2 separate regions of the Homo sapiens genome follow, and region 1 is linked to region 2. A link is a loop called in an ENCODE intact Hi-C map of the cell type or tissue named here. Cell type or tissue: sigmoid colon. All regions are shown on one strand. Each heading gives the region's core, and the rest is flanking DNA. Links, peaks and the distances in the headings are about the cores only. Region 1 overlaps NPAS3 (neuronal PAS domain protein 3). Region 2 overlaps AKAP6 (A-kinase anchoring protein 6).

What was found. Hi-C counts contacts between places; a loop is a spot of excess contacts. Peaks named below come from ENCODE experiments on the same cell type or tissue, not always from the same donor. Only the 100,000 strongest peaks of a DNase experiment are listed, where the experiment ranks them.
Region 1: a loop joins it to region 2, with 2.8 times the contacts of the local background. A loop is called at or near these places in 1 of 110 quality-filtered maps.

What each region holds. Positions count from the first base shown.
Region 1 is chr14:33,457,867-33,462,270 of GRCh38, reverse strand. All of the region lies in intron 4 of NPAS3 (neuronal PAS domain protein 3), which reads right to left. Among named protein-coding and RNA genes, the nearest start is that of SNORA89, 250 kb to the left of the region's middle. In sigmoid colon, for the core only: no CTCF peak of the experiment used is centred there; a DNase peak (open chromatin) is centred at 1,960.
Region 2 is chr14:32,700,738-32,705,141 of GRCh38, reverse strand. All of the region lies in intron 9 of AKAP6 (A-kinase anchoring protein 6), which reads right to left. Among named protein-coding and RNA genes, the nearest start is that of NPAS3, 240 kb to the left of the region's middle. In sigmoid colon, for the core only: no CTCF peak of the experiment used is centred there; a DNase peak (open chromatin) is centred at 2,401; H3K4me3 peaks cover 996 bases; H3K27ac peaks cover 515 bases.

The DNA.
Region 1 (4,404 bases), core at 117-4,116, 760 kb before region 2:
GTGCCTTCAGGCTATAGGGAAGGAACTGCGTCCAGAAAGGTTGTTCGACTTGCCTAATGTTGCCCAGATAAGCTAGCTGGAAACAGGCGAGGAATGAGAGCCCAGGTTTCTGCAGTCCCTCACACTTTACCAACAACACATCCTCTTGTGGACTAACTTCCTGTAATGATGGTTTCCACTTCATCTAATGCTCAGTCATGGAGAGTACAGAGATAAATAATAAACCAAGTAGGAGTTGCCATTATCTGTGGCTGAAAGGCAGGAAGAACTTCCTCACAAGCAGCCTTTCCCTTAGAAAATATAAGGACACATTCACAACCCTTGACTTCTACTGAAATCTCTATTGTCTCTATTACCTCATGAATTTGAAACTATTACCATTCCCATTTCACAAGTGATGAAACTGAGTGTCAGGCAGGCCAATTCATCTGCCCCCAGAGGAAATGGTAGAGCAGGGATTTGAATCAGGGGCTCTAGTTTAAGCCTGCACTAAGCTATGCTTCCTCTTCGGGGTTGCTTAAGAAGTATTATCTATCCTATATCCATAACCTTATCATTGGATACTAAGTGCAAGGTCAGATTTCAAACTGGAACCTGCTTTTGTCAGTTACCGCAAACATGGCAGTGGTTCTGCTTAAGGCTAACAGTCACGTAGGGAATACAAATCCTAACCAAATGTCACCTCCTTCATGAAATCTTCCCTCATGCCCATCAGGGTGTGATTTTCCCGTCGGAACTCATAACATCTTTTATAAAAACCTTTCGTGAACATATTTAAGATGTTTGACCCATACTGTCTATCTAGGTGTTAGCTATTATTATCTGACAATAACAAGCCTGTAGAATGCCATGAATGAAAAGATTTTTTAAAAACACCAGGATAAAACTATCTTATTGAAATAGGCAGAACAGTTACAGAAATGATTTTGACAGGAATCATTTTATGCAACATCAAAATAGCCTTCTCAGTTGAATCTCCCAGACCCTGAAAAGCATTCAAAATAAAACAGACATTCCTGTCTTTTGGCTAGCTCAGCACTGAATTCCTAAAGGCAAGGGAAAAGATCATAAGACAACTTGAGATTATTCCATGATTCTACTATTAAACAAAAATTGTTATTTTAAATAAAGCCTCGCAGGCCCTAAGTAAATAAATAAATGGCAGGAGTCAGGCTTTGAACGTACTTAATTATTAGTATCGTCCGCACCAGTTTTATTCCCAATAATACTAATAAGTTACCCTTGTAGAATCGTTGATATGGTGAGCAGTTCAAAAATGTCCTTGTTGTCAAGAAACAGGGAATGATGTAATTAACAAAACTCACAGAAGATTGTTTTTAAAAAAGTTGTAGGCCAATAATGTTACCCTCCTCCTCTCCCATGGCATCACAACACCAGACTGATTTTGAGTGTCTCAACTTCCTGGACCCACTCTCTGGTTTTTCTGTAAATCTAGTTTTGTTAGTTGGTTTGTGTGCTTTCCTTGCTGATTTTTAAATATTCTTTAAGTATCTGAATAGCAAATCCAGTAGGTAAAAAAACAAAACGACGACAACCACAACAACAGTAAAAGGAATTGCTAAAGTAGAAGAATCAATTTGCAAAAGAGGGTGGAAAGTAGGAGGGTAGGAGGCAGTAGGGTACGCCGAAAATATACGTGATTATTCAATAAAATCATCATGAGCTTATAAAGATTTAGGACGTTGTAGGAAAGTTTAGAATTCAGAAAGGGTTGATACATATATTTTTGGGAAGAGTCACAGCTTCAGGGACATAACTGCATTCCACAAGTGCAAAAGCATTTACTTGTATAACATGGAGTTGCCTAGTTACCATATTTAGAAAATATAGTGCAAAATAAAACAGAGACAGAAACTTGGAGTTATAGTACTTCTTTTAATGTTGGTAGCCAGCCTACTTCAAACAGTGAACTAAGGATTGCCTCACGGCTGTGCAATATTCAAGGCACCCTGCCCAGAGGGAAGTGAGGGTTAAAATCCAGAGATCTCCAGGTTGTACTCCAACATAATAGTAAGAAGGGACTGTTTAGACTTGGAGTCCTGAGGGCAATTATAAAACAATCTTTTTTTCATTGCCAATGTTACTGACAAGAAAATAAAAAACAGTATGCCCATAAGAGAGCTGTATGTGTACGAGTACTCTTGTAATAGTCCTTGTAGTCCTTTTGTGGAAGGCCACATCTTTGATGCTACTACAAAATCTCTGCAAGAAGGATCTAGCAGTCACCTTCTGTGTAATTTTCTATGCATTCATTCACTCATTCAGCATATAATTATTGAATAACTACTGTGTGCCAAGCACCATGCTGGGCACTAGGCAGAAATAATCTCTACTGTTAAAAGAGCCTATAGTCTAGCAAGGATGACAGAAAGAGAAGAGAACGGATTATTATAACAGATAATTATATGTAAAGGAAAGAGGGTTCTTGGGCACCCAATGAAAAAATAAGGATTCTGACTCAGCCAGGGAGCAGATTATGCAATCAGTGATATTTAAGGGAGATTTGTACAATGTTTGCCTTCAAAATACGATATGCTGCTATAAGAGAGGCAGGTAGAGTTTACAAGATATAAAAGAATCAACTTTTGTATATCATTTTTACCAACACTCCTTTGATCTTACTAGCAACACCATGAGATAAAATTAATATTCCTCTTCTACAGATAAATCAGAGAGATAAACTGACTCACCTCAGATTGCCTGACCAAATGACTTTGAGATGACACTGATTTTAAGTGCTCATGTAGTAATACTGTCCATGATTTCTACTGCAGATTTCCAGGATTATGTACTCAATCAACTAAATGTGCAGACTTTCTCACTGGTTAAGTGAATCAATAACAACACCTTACATTTGTATAATATTTTATAGTTTTCTTATCCCATTGTTACATATGAAAGTGTCAGAGGCATGTGAACCAGAGCAATTCCATCTCGAATAGTAGCTGGGTAAAATAAGGCTGAGATCTACTGAGCTGCATTCCCAGATGGTCATGCGTTCAAAGTCACAGGATGAGATGGGAGGTCGGCACAAGATACAGGTCAGTGAAGAAGCCGGCCAAAACCCACCAAAACCAAAATGGCAACAAGAGTGACCTCTGGTCGTCCTCACTGCTACACTCCCATCAGTGTCATGACAGGTTACAAATGCCATGGCAACGTCAGGAAGTTACCCTATATGGTCTAAAAAGGGAAGGCATGAATAATCCACCCCTTGTTTAGCATATCATCAAGAAACAACCATAAAAATGGGCAACCAGCAGCCTTTGGGGCTGCTCTATGGAGTAGCCCTTCTTTTATTCCTTTACTTTCTTCATAAACATGCTTTCACTTTACTCTATGGACTTGCCCTGAATTATTTCTTGTGCGAGATCCAAGAACCCTCTCTTGGGGTCTGGATCGGGACCCCTTTCCTGTAACAAAACTCTCGTATGTAATAATTTAATCAAATTTAATCAAACTGCCTAGTATCCTTTTTCTTTTGGTTACTTAATTACTGATTATTATTGAATTGGCCACAATGACTAGTAGAAGACTTTTTCATATAACACAAAGCATACAGTTTAAATTTTGCACTGAAGAACGATAGACAGCACAACTGCAACTGCTTTTTAAAGTGAAATCTCATTTCAAAGATGTTAAATTTCTGTTTCAGATATGACAATTAACATGCTAATGTTATGTTTCCTTCTTCAAGAATTTAACTCTAATGAAAATAATTTTTGCTGGATTTAGTAAAATTAACCTTTATTCATAAAACTTTGCTCACAGAACTTCATGGTATTTCTTTTTTCGCCCCATGTGACTTAAAAGAAGTTCTGAACATCAGGCATATATCCAAAAAATAAATCTGTGCCAATTTACTAATCACTATCAAAACAGAGAAAATTTAAAGTGATTCAAAATACCAAAAACAGCCTAGATTGTGACATGAAAGAAAAACTGATTATTTTTCCTTAAATGTTTTTGGAATTTCTTTCTAAATATTTCTATGTATTCAAGTCTACATTAGGCAATTAATTTAATTCTAAGCCACTGAAGTTTTAAAAAACAAAAGAATACTTTGAATTTAAAAGAGGAACTTTTCTTGAGCAAATGCTCTTTTCTTGAGCAAACTGAAGTAATTTGGACAACCGGGCAGGCCAGGGTGGTCTTGCTACAATATTCAATCTTCTTGGATTAGTTACTTAACTTCCACAACAGCTATGTCCTTGAAAGTATTGTCAGTCATATGCCAGATGTAAAAACACATCAACCAGTGAGCCTTTGGGAACCTGTCGCGGTTTCCACTGTCTTATTTAGTTTATATTAAATTACATACAAAGACTTCAGGATACAGTGAGACGCTGATAAACACAGGTTCCTGCAAACAAGGGGTGTCCA
Region 2 (4,404 bases), core at 115-4,114:
TGATATCCCTAGGACAACCACAAATGTGCTTCTTTCCAAAGTTAGACAATGTTATGAGATACGGACATAAAGGAAGTTAATGAGTTTAATGTGAAAGCACTATGGGAAAACTTTTCCCTTGCGCCTTACCATCTATTCTGAACAGGTACCAGGACTTCTTTTGAAATAACTGAAACGTTACCTAGGTACCTTTTAGCCCCACATTCCTGCTTTAGGAATACATTCAAGAAGTTCTAATAAACTATAAAAACTAGAACGATGATAAAAGACAAATTATTTAGACCAAATAGCATATGTACCTTATACATTTCCTTGTGGTTATAATTATGATAACCAATGCCTTCCTGATGTAATTACATGGAACATTAAGCCTATCATTTATCTTTTTTATATTAATACCTCTTTGTCAATGATAATATTTGGTTTTCATCTTTAAATTTTGATACTCTTTTTTTAAACAAAATAAATAACCCCATTCATACCATAGCTGTCTGTAAAGTTTAATCATACATCATATAATTTTTTGCCAGCCTCAAACCAGATTAGCCCCAATATGAATATAACCACTAAAGATAAGTAATTTAAAAACAGGACATACTAAAAAGTAGGTGAGGGTCACTGCTATGAAGTCACTAACCTGAAACATATACATAGTTTTGAGTAGTTCAGGAGCCAAAGATGGCAGTGATCCAAAAACCTTTTCTTATCAGAAATTTAAATGTTCCTCTACTTTCTTTTCTAGAAACTAGAAAGAAATCTACAAATATCTGGGGCTAAAGCAAAAGCTATCAGCTTAACAAAAGAGGGAATACTACGCATTCCCATCTAATTAAGTAAAAGTCATTTTTCAAAAAATTAAAGGCTGAAATTTTTTGCAACTTAATCCAAAATTTTATTAGCAAACTCTAATTATTATCCTGATTGGAAGTAATAAAATCTCCCAAACAGGTCAACTAATTTAAGTGCTATCTGTAATCATTTGGATTTTAACATGATGGTTATTACTTATTACCCTGAAACCAAGCAGCACAATGAGATATTGATTACTTTTAACCTTTAGATCCAAGGATTCAAGAAAGGTCAGAGGAGGGGAATACTCTACCTCTCTTGGCTGGCAAACGGATAGCCTTCAGGAGAATTCAAATGATTCCCGTTGGCCAAGTACATCCAAGATTAGTTTATTCTCTAGGCTAACAAGAAATGATGATACTTTAAAAAATAACACTCAGCACATATTTAGTGAGCATTACATTTACATAACCAACGGCCTCAGATGTGCTTCACATCACAGCAAGTCTCAGACTGTTAACCCTTTACCAAGTTTTGTCTGTGGAAGCCTCTTTACTGAAATGAGATAGTAAATATAGGAGCATTTATTGGAATAAACTTATCTCATTGAACTCAGAGTTCTTAGTAGATTCCAAAAGGCTGAATACAATCATTGGCCACTGTTGGCCACTAGCATTTCTTTTGGTTTTCTTTTTCCGTGACAGCATTTAGAAATATTTTTCACATTTGTGCTGCTAAAAGCATGAGTTCTAGGTAGGGTCCAGCAGAATTACAGGCAAGAGAAACATAACTGTTATGTGTTAGATTAATTTGCAGAACACTTGGCATTATTATTGCCAAGTCGTCAAATTGTTCCAAGTTGTTCCGGAAGGTTGTTATTAATAGTATGTTTTCTGAGGAAAGTTCTGTCTACTTTTGGAACTGCATTTCTGTTGCCAAGGAAACTCCTTTAAGCACAGTTTTCTAGGAGCACACTGCTGCTTTTGTTTGCCAGTGTCCTATTCATATCATCTAAGTAAGCGTTTTACGTGCTCCAGCCTTCAGTCCCAAATGTTGAAGTTTTAGCCCATTTAAGTTGCTTTTTCAAACATAGCTAATGCCTGCTATGATTTCCCTCTCTCCCTTTCTCTCCCCTCACTCTCCACTCTCCATCCAAGCCCCCCTCTCCCCGCCTTCTTCCCACTCTGCCTCCAACATGCCCAACTCTTACTATTCAAGTTTTATTTTTTTAAACAGTTGCATTAGGGCAGATAGTTTTCACAAGTTTTTGATAAATTAACTTCAATTTGAATAATAATTCCATAGGTTGTAGCATTAGTCCTTCAAGTGTTAATTATCTTTTCACTCTAAAATTAATGTACTCATTTCCTACTGACTCCTGTACCCCATTTATTGAAGTGCTGAGGAAAACATGTCATTGAGTCCTGAGCCAGCCCTGTTGTGATTAAGCGTGGTCACATGGCCCATCTCTGCCAAAAGGAGGGCCCTGAGAAAAGGTGACAAAGACAGTGATTTCCTGTCAGCAAAGAGTACGACAGGGCTGTCTAGAAGTGATGCAAATGAGGGGAACTTTCCCCACGGCTCGTTTGATCCACTCTAGGCCAGAGCCAGCCAGGCCAGGGAGAGAGGGAGCAGCACAATGCCTCAGAGGCCAGCCCAGAGAGCCAACGCACCTTCCGGACAGTAGCTCACCCGCTAGAGACAAAAACTGCTGGCGGGGCTTCCCTTCCTTGCCCCTCCACACACACAGCCAACTATTTCTTGGCATCCTATTCTCTTAACATCTTTTTTTTTTTCTTTTTAAAGAAGTGATTCAAATAGGAATTACAGGCTCCAGCATGAACAGTGTTTCAAACATTGTTGAGAAACCACATTCATCTACTTTTTCTTCCCCTAAACATTTTCAGGATAAGTTTTGCCCTCTCTCAAAAAAAGAAAAAAAAAAGGAAAAAAAATATATTCAAGTATTCATAGCAAACACTGATTCATCAAAGCTCAAATTAATATGACAGTTAATCTAAGGACTTTTCAAACTTTAATAAAAATGAAACAACAAATTCATTTCTAGATAAGCAGTGGAGACAGTCTAGATCTTTCCATTCTGATCACTTTTTAAATGACTAGATAATGTTATTTGAAATATTATAATGAATTTAAGCATATTCTTCTTATCTTAATGGAGTTTTAATCTAACATACTATTAAGCTATACAATTAATCTACCAGGAAAAGAGGTAAAAAATTACCATTAAATTCTTGTGCCTGATATATCTAGAACATTTTTACCTTGACTGCTTCAATAACTGTAATTTGTTTCATTTTGAACATCAGGGTAGAGATGTAACATTCAACACTGAAATTCCAATATAAGGCCTAATTAACAGAATTTAATTTTTTGACTCGTCCTTCTATTCTGTACACCACCATGTGAATTTTTTTTTAAAAAGTTAATGAATTGTCTTCTATTTCAAGTTTAGCTACTGTGACCTGGACCATGAACCAACCTAACATTACACTTTTAGGGGCTCAAGTTTAGTCATAAGAATATCAAATCACATCGGAAATTAGTTAGATCAATTTGGTCCAGAACAAAATAAAAGAGAGCTATTCCAGAAAGCTGAAATGTGTGAATTTATGAAATACAGGAATAGTGTGATTAATCTGTTTTCTGAGATTAGTTCATATCTATGACATCATTTTGATATCAATAGTTATAAAATAGCAAGTCAACTATGTTCCATACTTCTTCTTGTACTCTATATTTCCTATTCCTCAGAATTTCTAATTCTATTCCACACGTATTTATATTTAATAATTATTATGGTTAGAAATTTATTTACCATACCATTCTAAGCCCTTGTATTTTAAAAAAATCCTAAAAGAAAATGTTTTCACATCTAAGTATCAAAACAAAATTTCTTCAAAGGAAGTATTATCTCTTTTTCTTATAGAAAGTATACATTTTGCAACTGGACACATTTCCCTCTTTGCTTTCACTACCAGGAAACTCAAAATATAACATTGGGATCATGTTTTAGTAACTGTGTAGGGCTTTGCAGTTTATATACAGGCATATTAACTCTTCTTACAGATGCAACTTCTAGTCTATGTATATTTTCTCCAGTCTGATTTGTATTTATGTTTTTAAAATATTTATATTATTTTCATGTTGATTCTTATAAATAACCCCAAATTCATAGCAGGGTAAAAATGTAATTGATCTGTTTAGTAGCCATTGTATTATATAAATGAATGGTCCTTTTCCTTTTACACAGAGGACATGTTTGGACTTATATGAATGAAGCCATATGAGTAACTAACCTACAAAATTAAGTACAAAATCTTTAGTATAAATTCTCTGAAAGTACAAAGATCTCAGTTGAATTGGATACTTATTTAGTAGTATTTTTAAGCTGGAAGAGTTATTTTTAACCCTTTATAAATCATGTACAAATCATGTTGCTTAACAACGGGGTATGTTCTGAGAAATGTATATCCCTGCTATAATCTCTCCCTTTCTCCCCACCTCACTTTCTGGTCTCCATTCAAGCAGTGTTTCATGATTTTGTCACTGTGTGAACATCCTAGAGTGTACTTAGATAAACCTAGATGATAG